Regions from separate parts of the Homo sapiens genome. Here region 1 is linked to region 2. The links are chromatin loops, found by intact Hi-C in ENCODE. Cell type or tissue: heart left ventricle. All regions are shown on one strand.

Region 1 (8,000 bases), 310 kb before region 2:
AAAGTCAAGAAATGAAAGAATGCATATCTAAACCACAATTTCCACTACTAAAACCTAACTATTCATAAGCGCAGACTCAAACACAGTTATGGTCGGTTTGGCTAGTGAATAGTAACCATATGAAAAGATGAGGGCTGATGAAAGAATGATAACTTGGTTTTTCTAGGATCACACACTCAGGGTTCAGGGAGGAAGCAGTAAATGAGTCATGTAGCTTTGAAAAAAAGGATAGAAGCTGGATCTACAGAAAGCAGCCAATGCTCAGCTTCAGTCAGCTTTTTAGCATGAGGGGATACAAGTGGAGTGTTTGTTGCCAGAGCTGAAGACTTTTTAAGTAATTGCAAAATTTAGATTTTTTTAATGTAAAATTTTCTAGATCTTAAATTATAGCTTGACATTTCTAAAAACATCCTGTGAGCCAAGAAAATATGTGAACAAACTGTAGATGACATGTGGGGCTATCCATGACCTCTAAGTAGAGAGAAGATGACATAACCATCTTCCTTAGATTAAAACGGAAACAAGAATAATGAAAACCCTTTCTGTCAAATTGGAAAAATACATTTATATTCTTATTTACATTTGCGTACGTTTAATTTTACACTCAAACTTATATGCAAACTTATACTTTATAGTTATATTCTTATTTAAATGTATACTTATATGGCCAGACTTGGTAGGTTTCGGTTCAAAATGAAGAAACTGAAGGGCAGTTTAGACCTAGATGGCAACAAGAAGAGTACGATTGTAAAAATGCCGACCTTATTACTTGGGTTTCAATCCAAGTTTTTAGGCAGCTTATTTTTCTGACCTTTAAAACCACCTTTGAATTTCTGATAAACACAGAACTAAGCTGAAAAGAAAAGGTATTTACAACATCACCTTTGGATAACTTTAAAGCTGCTCAAGTATTTTTGCAGTGACAGATTGGGATGGAATGCTGGGAAAATAACAGCACTGGAAACAAAGCAGACGGGTTTTATCTCAACTTTTTATATCCAACTGAAGCACACTTCACCTGTGAATAGTGATTATTAAGTTTCTTTCAAGGGAAGGGGGCCTGTAATTCACAAATGCTGCAGGTGTGAACTCCTAGGAGGCTTTTCTCCAACTGAAAGGACGTTAATCATTATTCATGGGTGAGATAGTCCATTTATTCCACAGCAGAGAAAGAATTCCTTTTTTATCTTCTTAAAACATGAGACCTTCAATTTTATAAGCTTCACAACAATAAAAGATTCCCTCTTAGAATTACATTTATTGGAGGTTGTTCTTATATTGTGCTCGTTTTTTAAATACTTGAATTTCTTGGAGTTACTAAAATGTCAGTAAGAGTGTGTAGTTTAAATAGTAATTAATTACTTATTCAACAAAATTTCCATAGGCATCTGGTTATTCTAGACCAATATTATCAATGCCTATGAATAGGAAATAAATTTTATCAAAATGAAATCCAAAAGAGTGGTTGTATTGGATTTTGTTTGTGTCAAGTGTTGCTTCAAGTAAGCGAGTCACTGGCTGAGTTTAGAAATCTTTTGGCTGCATAGAGATAATATATTTGTTGTGAAAATCAACTGACAGTGTAGATTCACAAACATCATATTTCTTGACAAGCTGTTAGCGAATATTCTTATTTTATTCCTCACTCCATACATTTCACTAATTTTCTGTTCATTTTTTTGAATATTGAAAATTTATTAAGATATGTATATATTTTTACAAACATATGGCTAGTCTTTTTGCTTTCAAGCAATGGTGTGCACATGATATAAATTCTTGCAGTTCATATGTGCATCTGAATGATGGTGCAGGAAAATCAGATATTGTAAAAGTATAGAATCATTTTTAATTTGCCTTTAACACTTGTTATCATGCTAGATTCCAAAACAAACAAACAAACAAACAAACTTTACTACCTAACTAGATTATGTTCAGAGAATACGCTGTGTAAACAAAGAGATTATTTCTTTCCTACTGAGGTATGGGCTGTATGGAAAATATAATTGAGAAATTCGAGAAATTCAAGAAATTCAGCCATGTCAAGCAACAGATAGGTGGACAAAATTATAGCAGATATTGGAAGTTAAACTGTAAACATTAAATGAACAAATGTGACAACTAAATAGCTGCCTTATTCAATTTAGTCAGCTTATCTACTTATACAGCAAAACCGTAAGTTAAATTTATCCAACTTTCAGTAATGTTTCACTATAAAACCAAAATGAAGCTTCAATTATAAATTTGGGTAGAAAAGATAGTGAGGTTATGGCTTAGGTTCATCCTGAAAAAGACAAAATCTGCTCTGTGGTTCAAATCTATAGAAATTGTATCTTGGAGTAAGTCTCATATAAATAGAAAATCTATCTAGTTTTTATTTCTTTGGTTTTTCAATTTTATTTGGAAAATTTTCCCCAATATAGCTAATACACAAGTAAAAGTTAAGGCAAATTAGTGAGAAGATTATCAATTCTTTTCCATGGGCGGGGAGAATAGGAAATATAGCTGCACAAGTACAAATAGCATACATTTTTCGTTCATTGGAAAGACATGAATCTCAGCCTTTTCTACCACGTATTGGAGTGAAACATCAACTTACTGTCATGGGGGAGAATGGCTTCCTATATTCTATCAATCATCTGGGTGAAGAATTACAACATACTCCTATGGCTATGGCCAGTCATAAGGACCTAAATGTGGAGACAACTCATAAATAATAAACCATCCAATTATTTGACAAGGTCTTTCTATTTGCTAAGAAAACTTGCCCATCAAAATCTGTAGAGAATTGAACTATCTTCTCCAAAGGCAAAGACAAGTCAGACACTGCAGACCCTCATGTACCTCAGCTGTAAAATACATGCAATTGCAAGGTCCATCTCAGTTGACCTCTGACTCCTTAGCTTCAAGTGGCTTCTTGTTGTCATTACTGGATTGTGGTGGTTTCTTCCTTAGCTCTGTAGTACAGCTTCTTCACTCCACATGAAACATGTTTACTGCCTCTCTCCCACTTGCTGTCTTCACTGTGTGAACTGAGTCTATTTTTAGGTCCTGCCTATTCTTCTGTCTCAGTCTTGGTCCTCAGAGAAGACCACCACCCAGGTCGGAGAGCTGTCAAAACAACTCACCAGTATCTGAGGTACACTTTCCCAGTCACTGAGAAATCGACTTCCATTAAAAAGCAAATTCGGGAAGGGAAAATGTATTTCACTGTTACATCTTTCCAAGCTTCACCATATCCCAACACAAATGAACTGGATTGTTAAATTTAAACACTGGGTCTGTATTCCTCCAGAATCGTAGGAGGAACAGTGCCTCCCAAAAACTTTCTCAAAGTGAAGGAGAAATTGCTCTCAAATGCTAGTTATAAATGTGTAATCTGAACTCCAGCCACTCTACGGGGCAGCAGAAGAATTTATGATGTGCTAAATATTTCCTTTGTTCTTCCCAGTGGTAGCCTGCTGTAGCAATTAGAAAGCAACTGGCTCCACATAGAAACTGCTAGAATTTTCTCAAGAATTGTTGATAACTGTTCAACAGGCTCAGTGAACAGGATTTTCTTATTGTGCAGAATTCAGATTTTTAATTTCCTTTCAAGGTCCTATTTTCTAAAATATTTTCTAAATTTTTCTTCCTTCTTCCCTGCTGCCTTTCCATTGCCCCCTTTATAAGGAGAGAAGAGAGGTCAAGATGACTGCTGTAAACCAATGGAAGCCCAAGGTCTTCGACTTCTAACACTGCAATCCTTTTTAAAGCCATATAAAGGTCCTTTGTGTTGCTATCAAAAACACCTCTGACCTCCTCTTTCTTGTTTTCATATAAAGTGACAGCTCTGTCCCATCCTTCATAAAAAGGCAAAAAAAAAAAAAAAAAAAAAAACCCTGCCAATACCATCCTTCTTCAGAAGCCAGACACTATTAATCATCAGCAGGAGGCAGTATGGCTTCAATTAGCTACACAGTGTTCAATAAATTCTCAGTTATTCTGAGTGTGTGTGTGTGTGTGTGTGTGTGTGTGTGTGTGTGGTGGTGGCCTTAGTGCTGGACAATGTTCTATCTGCTTTACATGGATTAATTCTGTGAAGATGGTGCTATTACTATGCCCATTTCAGAACTGAAGAGATAGAAATACAGAAAAGCTAAATAATGTGCTCAAAATCACACAGCTCATTAGTGGCAGAGCTGAAAATAGTTCCAAAGTAAAGGTCCCTGACTGAGAGAGCAAATGTCTTTGAAAGGCAATTTGGCAGCATGGGTGAGGGCCAGATTGTAACATCTGCCACTCACTCAGGCTATGTAATCCCAAGCAAGTTACATAACCTCTGTGTGCCTCAGATTCATGGTCTACATAATGGAGTAACAGTAGTACCCAGCTCACAGAGTGTTTGTGAAGATTAAATGAGAAATACATATTAAGCGCTTAGAACAGTGCTAGGCATATGTTAAGCACTATGTAGAGGTTATGTTTTATAATCCACACCAGTTTTTCAAAGAGTAAGTCTTAGTATATACAGAAAATTAGCTGCCTCGGTATCTCCACTCTCTTTATTTAATAGGTATGACTCACCAAGCTAGTTGGAAGAGATGAGATGAATGAGATACCGTATCTAACCTGAGGTGTATAATGGTTTCATGAAATAAAAATATGTACACAAATTATAGGAAAATATAATACATACTCTAATACATGCAGGTTAAGTTTTTTACATGACAGAGGGAGTGTGAACTCCACCTTTCAGATGGAGAGATGTTTAGGAAAGGCTTCTAAAAAATTGGAGCCATAATCCTATGTATTATGAATGTGATTAGGACACTTTCAAAGATAAGCATTGAAGGAAGAGGAGGAATTAGCTGTAAGTGGGGTAGGAAATCCCAGGATTGGGAACAGCATAGGAAAGGCGGAAAGGAAGGAAGGCATGGTGGATGCAGGAAATCGCTTGGTAACGAAGTATGTGTGTGTTTGGATATTGAACAAAGCAGGGAAGATGTGACTAGAGACTTTCAGAGCCCAATTCATGCACTGTTGCCATTATTCTCCTGAAGGGCCACCCTGATCAAGACTCTCCCCTATTAAAAGACCTCAGCATTTCTCCAGTGCTGTGGTTTGAATTGTGTTCCCTCCAAAATTTGTGTTGAAATCCTAAACCCCGGTACCTCAGAATGTGTTTGAAAATAAGGTTATTGTAGATATAATTAGTCAAGTCAGGATGAGTTCTACTGGAGCTGAGTGGGTCTGTAATCCAATATGACTGCTGTCCCTATAAAAGGGAGAAATTTGAACAGAGACACACTCACAGGGAGAATGCCATATGAAGATGAAGGCAAAGATTAGGGTGAGGCATCTACAAGCCAAGAAATGCCAAAGATTGCCAGCAAACCACAAGGAGCTAGGAGAGAAGCAGGGAACAGATTCTCCCTCAGAGCCTCCAGAAGGAACTAACCCTGTAAAAACTTAGATGTTGGACTTCTAGACTCCATAACTGTGAGGCAATAAATTTCCATTGTTTAAGTCACCCAGTTTGTGGATACTTCTTACCAGCAGTCCTAGCAAACCAATACACCCACCAGCACAACATTTTTACTGCATTTTTAAATTTTTTTCCTTGGATTTTCTAAGATAACATACCAGGTTGCGAATTGGTAAGGAATGTGGGAAATTAATAGGGAGGTAAGAGGACTATACCTACCCTAGCTTTCTTCTTGACATTCAAGAATGTTATGCTTCCTTCTCCGGCTGATGAGAAGCACTACAGCACTTACTACTCTGAGAACACACTCTTTATTCTCTTGCATCCTTGCCTTGATTCTTAATTTTTTCTTACATATAGAACATATTTTCTTGCCATGTAATTATTGCTCAGATTTCTTTGACTCATTCTCAAAAACCCAGCTGAAGTGTTCCCTCTTCTACAAAGCATTTATCTGAGACTGGCTCTTATATTTTCTTTTTTTTTTTCTTTATGGTGCTTTAAATCATCTGTCATGTACCAGACAAATCAGCAAGTCTTCTACTTGTCTTCTGACTCTGAACAAAATGTGCAATCCTTTAGAGCAGGGACAATAAGTATTTCATTCTTCATTTATTCTAGAAATTATTATTATGGTATTTGACTTATGGTAAATGTTTGCATATTCATTGTACTTTGTAGTGAAACTCTAGTGAGCATAATTAGTGATTCATTCAGTAATTTAGTTCTGCATTATTGTGGTTGGAGTCCAATTAGACATATGTTATTCCAGCTAACATTGTCCGTTGTTTGCTGATAGCCTGTTTCTTTAATTTTATAATACCTGTTTTAATATTCTTATGTACTAATTCTGTCATCTTTTCATTGCTGGGTCTGTTTCTATTGACTGATCTTTCTCCTCATTATGGCTTTTATTATCCTGCTACTTTGCTTGTTTGATAAGTTTTGATTGGATGCCAAAGATTGTAAATTTTGTTTTTGAGTGCCGGATTTTTTTTGTATTTTAAAAAATGATTTAATCTCTGTTCTGGCATACAGATGAATTTTAGGAATCAGTTTTAAGATTTGCTTTTAGGCTTTACTACGTTGGGTCCAGAATAGCTTTTAATTAGAGATACTTTATCTTCACTACTGATGCAATACCTTTGGAGGATTCTGTCTCATGAACTAGGTCTCTGAATTCTTGCTGAAAACACAACCCATTCCCTCCCTTGTGTGAGCTTTGGAGTCATTTATCCAGATATTTCTTTCCAGTGGTTCTTTCTCTGGATTCTGGCATTTTCCTCTAATGTATATATGGTACTCAGCCAAAGATTTAAGGAAGCTCCTCTGTAGATTTCTGGAGCTCTCTTTCTGTCCAGATCCCTTTGCTCTGAGTCTGCCACTTGAATCCTAGCTGCCTTAACCTCCTCAGACTACCAACTCTGTCTCATCTCAACAAGATCACTAGGCTCTCTTTGGGTTCATTCTCCCTGTACTATGGCCTAAAACCTCTCTTAGGCAGATAATTGGAGTCACTTCATTTGTTTTGCTTCTCCTAGGAATCACTGACTTGTGGTATCTCTTGTCTACCTCTTGAAAATCATGGTTTTAGAGATTTCGTCTAGTTTTCCAGTTATTTTAGGCAGAAAGGTAAATTTAATCTCAGTTACTCTACAAAAGCCTGCAAAATGGCTACAATGTGGTATTTGTAAACATTAATTAGAAAGTACTGTAAAGAGAAACAGAAAATAAAATACTACATGTTCTTACTTATAAGCTGAGGCTAAACAATGGATACATATGTTCATAAAGACGGAAATAATAGACACTGGTAACTCTGAAAAAGTGGAAGGTGGGAGGGGGGCAAAGTTTGAAAAGCTACCTATTGGGTACTTTGTTCATTATTTGGGTGATGGGTTCATTAGAAGCCCAAACCTCAATATCATGCAGTATATCCATGTAATAAACCAAGACATACACCCCATGAATCCAAAATTAAATTAAACTTAAAAGAAGAAAGTACTGTAAAGAGTACCATGACTGAAGCTAAATAAATTTGCTGTTTTGTGTGAAGATCTGCCATTATTATTTTTTCTTTTTATTTAACTTTTATTTTAAGTTCAGGGTTACAAGTGCAGGTTCGTTGCACAGGTTAATTTGTGTCATAAAGATCTGTTGTACAGATTATTTTATCATCCAGGTATTAAGCTTACTACCCATTAGTTATTTTTCCTGATCCTCTCCCTCCTCCCACCCATCACCCTCCAAAAGGCCCCAGTGTGTGTTGTTCTCCTCTATGTGTCCATCTCTTAACTAATAGTAAACACTGTAAGAACAATATTGCGTCTGAATCTTTCATTTTATATTTGTTCCTCTGGAAGGAATATTTTTAAAAGTTTGGGAGAGAGATCTGCAAGAAATGGATCAACATAGGACTTTGGAGTCATACACACCTATATTCTAATCCTAATCTTCTCCCTCAGGTAGCATAACCTATGGCTACTTACCCTCTCAGCCCCTTTCTTCAATTGTGAAACAGAAGCTAACACAATAA
Region 2 (8,000 bases):
TAAAATTTCTGTTCTGATTTGTGACTGAATTTCATTTTATCTCTTATGATTTAAAGAGTATATGTATTCTAAAAAATCCAGTAACTTTTTCCACCTTGGTTCATGGAGCTGGTCTGCCTTCTTTCTTCCATGATGAACTTGCATATCTTCTATCTTTGTGTGCACATGTCTACACATATGCTACGGGTCCCAAAAGAATAACTGTTTCAAGAGGTTGATGTCTTTAAAAAACAAAAAAAAACGTCCTTAGTTTCTTTAAAAATACATAATTGCTGCCTCTCCAGAGATATTTTTACAGTGTGTCCCTAGAGGAGGAATTCCAGCTGATGGCCCAATGCAGGGCAGAGGCCCGTAGACAGACAGTCTGGCTCCAATTTATGCTCTGTGTTCACATGGCTAATAGGCGTTAGTATTTTGATTTAGAGAACTGCTGTACTGGATCCTGCCCTGGTTATACACTGGCAACATCTGGCTTAGAACCACACATTTAAAGGCCAAGAGCTATTTATTTTCTTCATCTTCCTCTTCTCTCTCTCTCTCTCTCTCTCTCTCTCACTCTCTCTCTCTCTCTATTCAGTAAAATGTCTGGGGAATAGTTTCAGTATTTTGATAGAGCAGTACACAGAATAAATTGGCAGTAGTTCAATTTGCTTCCTATTAAACTCTGTTGTAGACACTTTGAACCTTTTGGAACTGTTATAATATGTATAATATATATCAGAACTTCCACAAAACCCTGTTAGTGCCTTTATTATCCCACTTTTTTCCTCTATCCAAGATTTTGCTATCACCTCATTTTAGACCCTAAACTCAACATTCACTACACTTAAATGCAAATTAAAAAAAAGCAACTCTTGATTCATAAGGTGCCCATAATTCTACAAACATCTAATGAAAATGAGCAAACATCTCTGTATAAAACTTGGGTTCAATCCAGAAGTATGTTTCATTCTCACATGCCTGATAAAACAGTGGAATTGCAGGTGCTGGCAGCTCCCTCACAGCAGTTTGGCAAGATGGAGGGTGCCCAGCATTGCTAAGGCTACACCCACCAAATGTCCAGTCATCTTTCTGGGATTCTTGGATCTGTGAGTCCTTTAGCTGGAAAAATGCAGTGCTGTAATCTGCTCACTTAGAATTAGCTGTCCCAGTGACTTAGTAAGCTGGAAAAAAACAAAATTAAAATTAGATATTTGAAAGTAAGCCTGCCCCAGACATTCTCTTAGAAACAAGATCACCACCTCTTACAGGCATGGTTTTCCTTGGCTGATGGCATGACTAGCCCTGGCCCATCTGTGCCAAGACTTTGGCATGGCTGATGAAACCTCTCTCTTTCAATAGGCCTTGCTCTCTGGAAAGCTTAGTAAAATACAGCTAGTTCACACTCCAGCAAACCACAAACCTAAACTTTCCCAGTTACAAATGATATTTTGCCAAAATGCTTACTAAGTCCTGGCTCTCACAGAGTGTGTGATGTGGAATCTCCACAGCTTGAAAAACAAATGACCAGCCCTCCCAGTGCCGTGGGGTTGCATTCCAGTGGAGTGCTCAACTACAGTTTTTATCACACCACATGCCATGCTTGCTTGCTAGCAGATTCTTGCATTTTGCTTTTTTTAAAAAAAATTATGCTTGTTTGCATGCTTATCAGATGTACAAAATGCATTCTTCATGGATTTTCCTATCACTGTTTGGGTAGCACAGAGTTACGTACTTCAGAAGCATGGAATTGATCAAAGTAACAATCAAAAGGAACAGTATGTTTTCTCCCATCCCCATAAATCTGATCTGTAAATGCAAAGAATGTGAAGAATGAACATAAGAAATTCAATAATGGTATTTAAAACTTAAAAAGAAAAATTGGCAAATCATAGGATAAGAGCCTAACCAACCTGGTCTCCAGAAGGAAAACCTTTTAAATCAGATATTTCTGAACTCCTATCTGAAATATATATCTTTAGGGCAGTAATCATCAGAAACATAACAGACTAGTGTGGAGCTCAGTTTTATTGTCTTGCATCAGTGAACATTCCTCAGAAGCACAGAGCGTCACTAATGGAATTATATGTTTTCATGCTATAATTACATTTGATTTTTCCTGATATTTCTGTAGACTTTGTTCATGGTTCCATGACTAGGCAGAATAGTTTCATAGAATATCCTCAGCCTAGTTAATGCCTAGTTCCCCCAACCCTGTCAAAAAGACAGAGACTAATTATAGGAATTTTTCAACCAAAAAAGACAAAATGTTTTTTTTTTAATTTACACAACCTTTAGAGATTTTATTTCAACAAAAACATGATCAACAAAATGAAGAAAAAAGAATTTTATACTTGAAGGAAACAGAGCAAGGGGCCCTTCTGAGCTCTGAAACCCCTTGAGACACAAACTGGCACTTATTAATATTTTTTTTCTTTTGAGATACTGTTTCACTCTGTCACCCAAGCTGGAGTACAGTGGCATGATCTTGGCTCACTGCAACCTCCACCTCCAAGGTTCAAGGGATTCTCGTGCCTCAGCATCCTGAGTAGCTGGGATTACAAGCACACACCACTGTGTCCAGCTAATTTTTGTATTTTTAGTAGAAACAGGGTTTTACCATGTTGGCCAGGCTGGTCTCGAACTCCTGACCTCAAATGGTCTGCCTGCCTCAGCCTCCCAAAGTGCTGGGAACACAGGCGTGAGCCACTGTGCCTGGCCTACTTATTAATAATTTTATTCTTGTTTTTAATGAATATTTGTTGGCTAAAACAGAACTGATTTGATCTTTGGGTATATAGTCCCAAATGGTTCTGTCACTGGAAGACGGATGAATCCGGCAGCACAGTCAAGCTACCGGATGACATAATACCAGGAGGCCATCAGATATGTGAAGAGTCAGCATCCATTACTGAGAAATGAGAATCTCTGCCTATGAAATCCACATAAATCTCTAAATGAGAAGATGCAAACAATTAGAAAATTATGTTGAAATCCAGCGTATTATTATCTTGTCTCTATCTTCACTCACATCGTCTTAGTTTAGCTCTCATACCCCAGTGACCCCTTAGCACTCAATGCCTTTTTCTTAGCATTTAATTCCTATTCTCCAGGTTTTCATGGCTATAGAACACAGGATGACATCTCAAATATGTTTACACTTTAGGGCTTCCCCCTCAAAACATGATGAAAGGAAATATAGGAATAAAATGGATTATCATAGTGGAGGTGTGGAATGAAGAGTGGTTTCTCCTTGCAAATGGAATCAGTTCAGGGTGTAGATGAATACTGCTTGGCCTGACCTGGGTTGCAGGTTCTTATCATAAATTGAGTAAAGTTTGCATTACATTTCCCCAAGTTGAGATACATTTCTTGAAATGCCAACTATTAGAACGTTGAAAACACAATTTCGGCTCTCTCTTCTCAAATCCCTGCAGTCTGGCTCCTGGCCCAGCCACTCAACCCAAATCACCCTCTGAGGTCTTCCAAAATAACTTCCCAGCCAAAACCAATAGTATCCTTCTAGACTTGTCAGCTTTATTCAAAACCTTATTCTTCTCCCTGCTAACACCCATCTGGTCTCAAATTTTAAGGGTTTGTCCCTTCCAGGTTTTTTCTTTCTCTTATCTTCGGAGTTGCACCTATGAGCAGTTCTTCTTTAGACATCATTCCAACTTTGATAATTTTAAACACAATGTTTGAGCATGAATTACTTCCCTATTCCCATCCCTATCCCCAAATGCTCCTTTCTTTTTAGTCTTATATCTCTTGATGCTAGGCCTTCAGCTGCAGTTAATTATGGTAAAGTAACAACTCTGGTCTTGATTTTCGACTTCTTGCTGCTGTTTAATATCTTGGTTTCTGTAAACAAAAATTGAGTCATTTTAACTCTTTACTGACCCCATCACTTCCCAAAGCATATATTTTTTACCTGGATTACACTTAGAGAACTAATGTTCTTTTAGCTATTCTCACCCCTCCCTTCTTCAACCTTAGTCAAATGCAGGTTAGACCAAACTCTACACATGTTTGGATAGGGAGATTCCTCTTACCTTGTTGATAAAAATGCAATTAAAAATTAAGTGATGGTCGCACCATCCTCTGCCAGCTCTTCCTGTTTCACCTCCAGATAACATTCTCTACTCAAGTCCTATAAATACCCAGTTGACCTATTTTTCTCTATCTTTTAATTCTTATTATTTGTCATTATTCTTAAAAAGACATCCTTTCTTTTTAGTAAGTTTGCTCCATTCTTCAGCACCCCATCCAAATACCTTTCTCCAGAATACTTTCCATAGATTATATGTAAACTGGGTCATATGAACTAGCTGATTTCCTTCCTCCTTCTCTCCTCAACATACAGCTTTATGTGAAAATGTATGCTGAGTCATCGTTACGTATGTCTGAATTCCCAGGTGTGTCTGTGCATTTGGTATGTCTGAACCTTCTGGAAAGTCACCTTTTTGGAAAACTGAGAAATCTTTTGAATCTTCAGTAAAAACCCATGCAGTCTTCTCCCTCTTCCACCACAGCAATATGTGCTTAAAATATTTTTAATAATAAGCGCTTACTGAAATTTTACCTCATTATGTGTACATTTTCTTTACAGGATCCCCCCATGGCTGTAACCCTTGGACTCCGCATGGAAGAAATGATTTTTAATCTTGCTGATACTCATTTGTTTTTTAATGATTTAGAGGTAAGAATTTTACAAGGTACAAATAGTTGTATCCAACACCAGACCTCCTAGATGGTTTCTGTATCTGTAGATAACCTCGAGAAAACAGAAAGATAAAAATTCAGCTCAAGAGAAGCATAAAGTTCTTGTCAAGAGGAAAAATTGTATATACAAATATAAGCAGAAAGTTAATTTGTGTTCATGAATAATACATATGTAGAACAAAAATGTCTCTGAAGAGGAGATTGTTGGCTTTGCTGTCCTTACTGTCCACAGCTGTACATGACTCTTGGTTCTTTTAGTGTTTCAGCATTAGCTCTTCCAGATTATTAACCCGGAACCTATCTAGGTTAATCACTAAACGATATTCACAGACACTATTCATGGTGATAGCGTGGATCAATTAATTTTGTGGATAATCTGAAACTTAACTTTAGCTAACATTATCATTCCCCGTTTCTTTCCCTTCTGGATAAAACAGTGCTAGAACTATTTAAGCACATTTGATGCATTTAAATGCATTTATTTTCTCATTTTAAAAATTATGTTTCTATTTTCAACCTCAAATGGCAAGACAGTGTCTAAATGGCAAATAAGAGGAATAGAAAATAAAAATCAACAGCAAAATGAAACGACCCAAGGAAAAATAGCCTCAGAGTAGTTGAATGTGTACTGCAATAAAGTATGCCATCTGTGTGCTAATGACCTAGGTTATTAGACATTCAGATAATAGAATTCGAAATAACTAAATAGTTCAGGTTCTTGGCAGAAGTACTTCTCAGTCAAGCATAACTATGCTGAAATAGAGATTTCTCTTTCATTTTTTTTCAGATGGCATGTTTAAATTTATTTTTTATCTCATAGTTTCATAATTAAAGTTTTTATCTATAGTCATATTATGAATTGAGAGGGAGATTACTACTACTGAACCCCTACCTTGTTCTAGATATTTTATGTTGGACTTTCCATTAATTACTTAACAATGTATTGAAGTAAATGTGTTTATCACATTATTTATGCAAGGGAGAAACTGTATGGTCCACAACATACAAATCACATCTAAAGTTACCTGCTATCTAAATGGCAGAACTGGAATTTGAAGCAGATTTGCGTGGCTCCAGAGCACATACTTCTGACCCATCCTTTGCTGAAAATTTTACAAGTGTGTGAGAAAGAAAAGCCAAGTTATTGAGTTACTTAAATAACTTTTTTTTTTAATGCTCTAAGTTCTGGAGTACATGCGCAGAACGTGCAGGTTTGTTACATAGATATACACATGCTGTGGTGGTTTGCTGCACCCATCAACCCGTCATCTACATTAGGTATTTCTCCTAATGTTATCCCTCTCCTAGCCCTCCACCCCATCACAGGCCCCAGTGTGTGGTGTTCCCCTCCCTGTGTCCATGTGTTCTCATTATTCAACTCCCACTTATGAGTGAGAACATGCATTGTTTGGTTTTCTGTTCTTATGTTAGTTTGCTGAGAATGACGATTTCCAGCTTCATACATGTCCCTGCAAAGGACATGAACTCATCATTTTTTATGGCTGCATAGTATTCTATGGTGTATATGTGCCACATTTTCTTTATCCAGTCTATCATTGATGGGCATTTGGGTTGGTTCCAAGTCTTTGCTATTGAACATTGCTGCAGTAAAAATACATGTGCATGTGTCTTTATAGTAGAATGATTAATAATCCTTTGGGTATATACCCAGTAGTGGAATTGCTGGGTCAAATGGTATTTCTAGTTCTAGATGCTTGAGGAGTTGCCACACTGTCTTCCACAATGGTTGAACTAATTTACACTCCCACCAACACGCCAGTTAGAAAGTTTTTTTTTTTAAATGACAAGGTCTTAAATCCAGTTTGAGTTATATTTGAGACATGAGAGTAAAAATGAGTGGTTCAGTACATTCCATAAATGTGTGTGCTGAAATCTGTGTAATAGCATTTTGCTGTTGTTGTTGTTGTTTTTCTCTATGGTGAGTCATGTTTTTACTGAATAATACAATTACTGTCTGTTTAAAGCGGCATTCTTTTTTTTCTACAGTGGACAGTATGAAAGCTCATATTACTAGGCAAGCTTTCAGTTTTAGATAACAAATAATAATCACCTCTCTAAAACCTGATTTAAATTGATCCTGCTACTTATGAATACAGAATGATTTTATATATATATATCTGGTAATAACAAACACCTTAACCTTTCCACAACTTGAATTTTTTACATACAGCGATAACTTTTGGGGTTAGTTTTTCTGTTGATCAGTATGGATGAGTTGCATTGTAAAGAGGATCTTAATATTATTAGTCTTTTCAAAGGTATAAAAAGAAAAAAGAAATTTTATGTGGTAGTATCCAAGTAAAAGTGCTTATTTCATTTGGTTAATTATTTTTTACTGGAAATAAGTGGAATAAATGAACTTTTAGCTTTTGTAGTGGCACATTAGAAGCCAGATGGAATAAATTTGCTACCCAACTTTTAAAAGAACACTGCAGTGAGAAGGTGAAAGTAGCATATAATGAATTTGTAACTAACTAGCAAGTTTGAAATGAATATTGGTATATCAAAAACATGTTGTAGTCATGTATGGCACTTAAAGACATTTATTTTAGTTCAGGTACTATGTTATATGTATTTCAAAAATACCTGGCAGGATCTTTGGTAGAAGTAGTTCATGAGAAAATACTGGTATTGACTTTCTCTTCTCTGAGTATATAGCTTTTTAGTTGTGTTTTAGAATGTGATAAGAATTTCATTTGACTCAAACCCTAGAACTTAGCTATTCAACAATACTGTACTTAATCAATAAAATAATTGAGTTTCTGCAGATAAATTGAACTCTCACTGTATATGCGTGCCACACAAATGCTTGCACATCCAGATAAAGTGCCCAAGGAAACATAAATGATTTTTACTGACTTGAGTAAACAAGCACTAAAACCAATAGAATCAAAACAGTAGCTTTCAAAAGCATTCAGTACAGTTACATACATAGCGCCCTATCCTTCTGCATCTGACTTTGAAAGGCAGTTTTACTTTCACACAACTTTTTATTTCAATAAACCTCTTACAGCCAAAAATTGTCTTGGGCTCCATAACTGGAATTAAATGATTTCTACTCTTGTTGACAAAAAGAATTCCTCAAGAGAGTAACTCTAACATTAGCTTATTATGTTGTCATTGTTGATGTTGAATATTTAAGCTCTCAGGGTGCTTTTCTTAAAAAAAAAAAAAAAACCGAACCATCTAATTTGACACTCCATTCTTTCAGTAGATACTGCAACATATATAGTAGCAGCTGTTCCTCACATAATTCCTTAAAAGATACAAATTTAAAT

Evidence for each region. Hi-C counts contacts between places; a loop is a spot of excess contacts. Peaks named below come from ENCODE experiments on the same cell type or tissue, not always from the same donor. Only the 100,000 strongest peaks of a DNase experiment are listed, where the experiment ranks them.
Region 1: it touches region 2 in a loop (3-fold over the local background); 64 of 110 quality-filtered maps call a loop at or near these places.

Annotation. Positions count from the first base shown.
Region 1 is chr6:133,188,095-133,196,094 of GRCh38, forward strand. No RefSeq gene overlaps it. Among named protein-coding and RNA genes, the nearest start is that of EYA4, 49 kb to the right of the region's middle. In heart left ventricle, no CTCF peak of the experiment used is centred here; no DNase peak of the experiment used is centred here.
Region 2 is chr6:133,501,518-133,509,517 of GRCh38, forward strand. It overlaps EYA4 (EYA transcriptional coactivator and phosphatase 4), which reads left to right. Exons shown (of 20, transcript NM_004100.5): 14 at 4,589-4,678. TARID (TCF21 antisense RNA inducing promoter demethylation) reads right to left here. Exons shown (of 9, transcript NR_109982.1): 7 at 5,727-5,804; 8 at 4,562-4,753; 9 at 735-1,163. Among named protein-coding and RNA genes, the nearest start is that of EYA4-AS2, 49 kb to the left of the region's middle. RefSeq lists an enhancer at 3,634-4,833. In heart left ventricle, no CTCF peak of the experiment used is centred here; a DNase peak (open chromatin) is centred at 3,474; H3K27ac peaks cover 1,621 bases.